Linked DNA regions of Homo sapiens: region 1 is linked to region 2. A link is a contact called in ENCODE Hi-C or POLR2A ChIA-PET data. All regions are on one chromosome and are shown on one strand. Each heading gives the region's core, a stretch centred on a gene start or an enhancer-like site at or near the end of the contact. The rest is flanking DNA. Distances are from core to core; before and after follow the strand shown. Region 1 holds the start of KRT10-AS1 (KRT10 antisense RNA 1). Region 2 holds the start of SOCS7 (suppressor of cytokine signaling 7).

What was found. A loop is a pair of places that touch in the nucleus more often than their neighbours do. ChIA-PET counts read pairs that join two places held with the same protein, here RNA polymerase II (POLR2A). Pooled maps may share reads with other maps.
Region 1: a loop to region 2 is called in a map of B cell, with 20 times the contacts of the local background. The contact joins the promoter of KRT10-AS1 here to the promoter of SOCS7 in region 2. A Hi-C loop is called at or near these places in 1 of 168 maps with a recorded cell type or tissue (B cell) and 2 of 50 pooled maps. POLR2A ChIA-PET finds 5 or more read pairs at or near these places in 1 of 52 experiments (activated T-cell).

What each region holds. Positions count from the first base shown.
Region 1 is chr17:40,817,835-40,820,749 of GRCh38, forward strand. KRT10-AS1 (KRT10 antisense RNA 1) reads left to right here and starts at 1,311. Exons shown (of 3, transcript NR_160888.1): 1 at 1,311-1,374. KRT10 (keratin 10) reads right to left here. Exons shown (of 8, transcript NM_000421.5): 3 at 2,677-2,833; 4 at 2,428-2,589; 5 at 2,215-2,340; 6 at 1,683-1,900; 7 at 953-1,327; 8 at 283-648. The coding sequence ends at 642. RefSeq lists an enhancer at 1,821-2,915.
Region 2 is chr17:38,350,546-38,353,245 of GRCh38, forward strand. SOCS7 (suppressor of cytokine signaling 7) reads left to right here and starts at 1,299. Exons shown (of 10, transcript NM_014598.4): 1 at 1,299-2,487. The coding sequence starts at 1,508. LOC124903991 (a long non-coding RNA gene) reads right to left here and starts at 451. Exons shown (of 2, transcript XR_007065738.1): 1 at 373-451; 2 at 1-180.

The DNA of each region.
Region 1 (2,915 bases), core at 61-2,560, 2.5 Mb after region 2:
ATTCCAGAATTTCCAGGATTGAAATAATTTAAAGCCAGAGAGCTGGGAGCCTTCCACATATTGTGTATCTTAAAGAGTAATATTGGGGATTTACAGACTTTACTCAGTGAATTTACTGACGGTGGTCTGAACATACATGATTAAAAAACTTAGAAAAGGCATGACAATAGTTCTGTCTTCCGAATTTCTGGATACATCAACCTTCAACTGCTATGGGTTACTAATCTTTAATTTTAAAGAGTATTATGTACTTAAGTAAAGATAAATTCTGACAAATTGGGATAGTTTGCATCAGTAAGAAAGTTTATTGAAATTCATTAGTAAATGAGAACAGAAAGTTGTTTTTCTTTCCATTAAAGAACACTTTCTGGTAAAGTGAAAAGAAGAAATACAGAAACCACAAAACACCTTGTAGACACCTTATTTTCAAGGTCTATTTCCATAGACCATCAAGACAGAAGTGTTTTCTTGGAGACTTTGTTTTCCATGCATCTGTAAATAATGGTCTGTGTGAAGGGAGACTCTTTCCTCTTGATGCAGTTTAATAGTAGTGTTTCTTGGTTTCTGATTCAACCATAGATGAAAGAACTCTACCGTCGGGCGCCACCTCTTCAATAATTGTCTTGATTACTCTGGTTTTGTTAGTATCTGTGTGAATGATGGAAAAAAAATTTTAAACAGTCTGTAGGGATCCTTAGTAATTAACAAGCAAATATTGTAAAAAGAAGGAAATTTCAACTTTACATTGTTAAGCCCAAAAAAATGCTTAAGGTATGACATTTTGATCATGCCATTTTTCACGGCTGGTGTTAAGAGTAGTTTGTGAACAAATGCAAACGGAACCGTCTCTAAGATTTTTAATTTTTTAAAACAACTCTAGAGCTTAAAGCGCAAAAAAACCATCACAGGAAGTTAAAACTAATTCTGATTACCCCAGCTAGTTTCTGCTGACCTTGGTCCCTTAGATGAAGACTCGCCCACGGACCCGGAAGAGGAGGACTTGTGGCCTCCGCTGGAGCTGCCGCCGCCGTATCCGCCGCCGGAGCTGCTGCCGCCGCCGGAGCTGCCGCCCCCGTAGCCGCCGCCGCCGCCGCCGGAACTGCCACCACCGTAGCCGCCGCTGGAACTGCCGCCGTGGCCGCCGCTGGAGCTTCCGCCCCCGTAGCCGCCGCCGGAGCTTCCGCCGCCGGAGCTTCCGCCTCCGTAGCCGCCGCCGGAACTGCCGCCGTGGCCGCCGCCGTGGCCGCCGCCGGAGCTTCCGCCGCCGGAGCTTCCGCCGCCGTAGCCGCCGCCGAAACTTCCGCCGCCGCGTCCGCCGCCTCCGGAACTAAACGGGGTGAGGTCACATTCGGTTATCTCTAACGTTGGAAAACGGTGGGTAGCTTTCCAGTTGCCGTTAATTTAGAAAATAAGCAAAACGTGTTGAAAAAATAAAACCCTGCCAGGTATATATTTTAAAACCCATCCTTTGAAAACAATGTTAAGTTCACAGAACTCTTAAGAATCATTTTGGGCCAAATTCATGAGAAAGTGAGATTGCGGTTGCGTACTCCTTTTTCTGTACTCTACCCTCTCTCCTCCCTTCCTCTCATTCTCTGGCATCTTCTTGGGGTTTAGATAAGCCTTGCTATCTGGAATATTGAATAAAAGAAACTGGGATAACTTTTCATTTTAAAATTTACCTTCCCTCTCCTTCTAGCAGGCTGCGGTAGGTTTGAATTTCATTCTCCAGTCGGATCTTAATATCCAGGAGTTGTTGGTATTCAGTATTCTGGCACTCGGTTTCAGCTCGAATCTGTTGCAACTGTTCTTCCAGAGCGGATATCTGGGCCTGAATCTGTGAGAGCTGCACACAGTAGCGACCTTCTGTTTCTGCCAAGGAGGCTTCCAGGGATTGTTTCTGAAACGGATTTTTTTGTGGCTTAGTGACTTCCTTGTTCAGTTGAGTATGGTGACGCTTATTTGATTATTTAGTAAGGCATTATATAGAAGAATAAGAAAATGAACAGAATTTGTTGTATGTTTAATGGCACCATTTCAGTTTCAGCACTTTTAGATCAACACTAGTAGTACTTTTCCTCCATTAACATGAGCTTCACTTTGTTTTCTCTTTCTTACCTCCAACTCTGCATTTTTTTGTTGCATTGCATATTCTTAGGTGAGCATGAAACTTTGTATGATAAAGTTGAAGTCATTTCATGAGAGTTAACATACCAAGGCCAGTTGGGACTGTAGTTCTATCTCCAGAGCTTGTACATTACGTCTCAATTCAGTAATCTCAGATTTATAGCTGGATATCTGTTCAATGTTATTATCAATTTCTGTAGTCAGTTCCTTGCTCTAGAGTATTAAAAACAAGGAAAAGGGTGAGGAAATTCTGAAATGATAAAACCTCCATGAGTTTCACTATAAGGAAGATTACTTTACCTTTTCATTGAACCAGGCTTCAGCATCTTTGCGGTTTTGTTCAGCAAGTTGTTCATATTGGCTTCTCATGTTATTCAGAAGTTGAGTCAGATCAACACCCGGGGCAGCATTCATTTCCACATTCACATCACCAGTGGACACATTTCGAAGGTCTTTCATTTCCTGTTTGAGGAACAGAAAGATTTATTGGCTACACGAGGACCATAATGAACTCTCTTTTGGCTGGGAAAAGTATAACTTTTGTGTCACCTCCTCGTGGTTCTTCTTCAGATAGGCCAGCTCTTCAGTCAGGCTCTCAATTTGCATCTCCAGGTCAGCCTTGGTCAGGGTCAGCTCATCCAGCACCCTACGCAGGCCGTTGATGTCAGCCTCCACGCTCTGGCGCAGAGCTACCTCATTCTCATACCTGAAACAAGCATGATATCAATACTGGTTATAACTTATATAGGGGAGATGTATCTGGGCAGAGACTATTTAAAAAGCAGCTA
Region 2 (2,700 bases), core at 49-2,548:
CCCTCTTCCCCTCAATGCACCCTCAGGTATTAGAAGTCACTGAGTTCTGCAGCTGATCCTTCCTCCTTTTCCCTTGCATCTCTCAATATCTCCCACTGGGACTATTTCAATGGGCTCCCTGCCTCCAGTCTCACCTCCTCCACACAAAAAGCTTGATCTTATTTGATCCTCACAACATGCCTGCAAGCAAGCAAAATTGCAATCCTTATCCCTGTGTAAAGATAAGAAGGCCGGGCGTGGGCGCGGTGGCTCACGCCTGTAATCCCAGCATTTTGGGAGGCCAAGGCGGGTGGATCACCTGAGGTCAGGAGTTCAAAACTGGCCTGGCCAACATGGTGAAACCCTGTCTCTACTAAGAATACAAAAAATTACCTGGAGCGAGGCAGGAGAATTGCTTGAACCCGGGAGGCAGAGGTTGCAGTGAGCCAAGATAGCGCCATTGCACTCCAGCCTGGGCAATAGAGAAAGATTCCATCTCAACAACAGCAAAAACTTAATGTGTTGTCTGTAGCCGTTACATTATGAATAGCACAAAAATTGAGTAAATATTCTTCCAGTATTTGAAACCGTTTTCTGACTCAGCAAAGAAGTTGCTCCCATCATTGACAATCCAATTAAGTTTTGTCTTTTTCAGTTTTATCAACCAACATTCACCTTTACAATTACACTCCTAGGTCAACTGCAATCACAGTTTGGCTACCCATATAAGAGTTTGGCAAAAATCAATGAAAGCATTCTGTGAGAAAGAGTTATATGGAATTTGCCAATTTACTATTAATTGTAAATTGTGAACTACACATCCTTTATGTCAGTAAAACTTAACGACAAATTTTTGTACCTATATATGTGCATACATTCCCGTTCTCCCCCCAGAGAGCTGGTTGTTACACATTTATCAGTACAGCACTGGGTCTAGAACACGATTCATGTACTGATTCCACAAACATTCACTGGGTGCCAGGCGGACGGAGATACAGATTAATGATGAAATGACTCAGCCAAGGTCACACATCGCAAGCGGCGTAGATGGCAGAACCATATGTGCTCCCAAGGCCAGCGGCGCGCTCCCAGGACCAGACCATGGTTTCCAAGGCCTCTCCACTCTACCGAATGGGATGGCCTGGGCCTGGGCGCCCAGGAAGTGAAAAGCAAGGACCGGGAAAAGAGACCAACGCCAGCCAACAGACAGCTCACCGCCAATAGGGGCCGGGGGCGCGCGCGGCGTCACTCGCCGTGGAGGCCAGCGCGAGCACGCCCTGGGGAAAGTGGCGTGGCTAAGCCCTTCCGGAAGTGACGTCGGCTTGGGGGCGGTGCTCGGCGGTGGCGGAGCGCGGCCTGGGCTCGCGCTGGGCTCCGCGCGCCCCCCGCCCCCCTCTATGAGGCAGAGGCCGCGGCGGCCGTTAGCGCTGTCGCTCCGGGGGCCGCGGCGGGCGGGGCTCCGGCGGGGCCCGGCCTAGTCCCCACCCCAGCCCGGCTCCCAGCCGCCCGCCCTCCCTCCCTCTCCCCGATGCAGGAGGCCGAGCTCCGGGATGGCGAGGCGGCGGCGGCGGCCGCTTCGTACCGCGTCCTGAGCCGCCTCCTTGGCTATGGAGAGGCGGCCCCCGAGCCAGGCCCTCCGCCACCGCCCCCGGGCCATGGCCCCCCGCCGCCACCCTTCCTCGCGCGGCCCGGCCCGCGGGGCTCCCGGCCGCCGCAGCTGATGGTGTTCCGCAACGTGGGTCGGCCGCCGGAGGAGGAGGACGTGGAGGCGGCCCCGGAGCCGGGACCCTCGGAACTGCTGTGTCCCCGGCACCGCTGTGCCCTGGACCCCAAGGCCCTGCCGCCGGGCTTGGCGCTCGAGCGGACCTGGGGCCCGGCGGCTGGACTAGAGGCGCAGTTGGCGGCTCTGGGGCTCGGGCAGCCGGCGGGGCCGGGGGTCAAGACAGTCGGTGGGGGTTGCTGCCCGTGTCCGTGTCCTCCTCAGCCGCCCCCTCCGCAGCCCCAGCCGCCTGCTGCCGCCCCGCAGGCCGGGGAGGACCCCACGGAAACGAGCGACGCGCTGCTGGTCCTGGAGGGCTTGGAATCGGAGGCCGAGAGCCTGGAGACTAACAGCTGCTCGGAAGAGGAGCTCAGCAGCCCGGGTCGCGGAGGAGGAGGGGGCGGCCGGCTTCTGCTGCAGCCCCCAGGCCCTGAATTACCTCCGGTGCCCTTCCCGCTGCAGGACTTGGTCCCTCTGGGGCGCCTGAGTAGAGGGGAGCAGCAGCAGCAGCAGCAGCAGCAACCTCCCCCGCCCCCGCCTCCTCCCGGGCCCCTCCGGCCACTCGCGGGTCCTTCTCGGAAGGGCTCCTTCAAAATCCGCCTCAGTCGCCTCTTTCGCACCAAGAGCTGCAACGGTGGCTCCGGCGGTGGGGATGGGACCGGCAAGAGGCCTTCTGGAGAGCTGGCTGCTTCAGCTGCGAGCCTGACAGACATGGGAGGCTCTGCGGGCCGGGAGCTGGACGCGGGGAGGTGAGACCGGCCGGGGGCTGGCCGACAAACTTCCTTTTCTTGTTTGGTTTCCCTTTTTATCTATTGCTATCGCGATCCTGACAGTTCTTAAGATAGGGTCTTCAGGAGGAGGCAGAGACTTGGGACCAAAGGTGGTAACATCTCGCATAAGGTCAGCGCTAATTGTGGAAACAGCTTTCACTCTTAAAGAGTGCACACTCCGTGACACTTCTC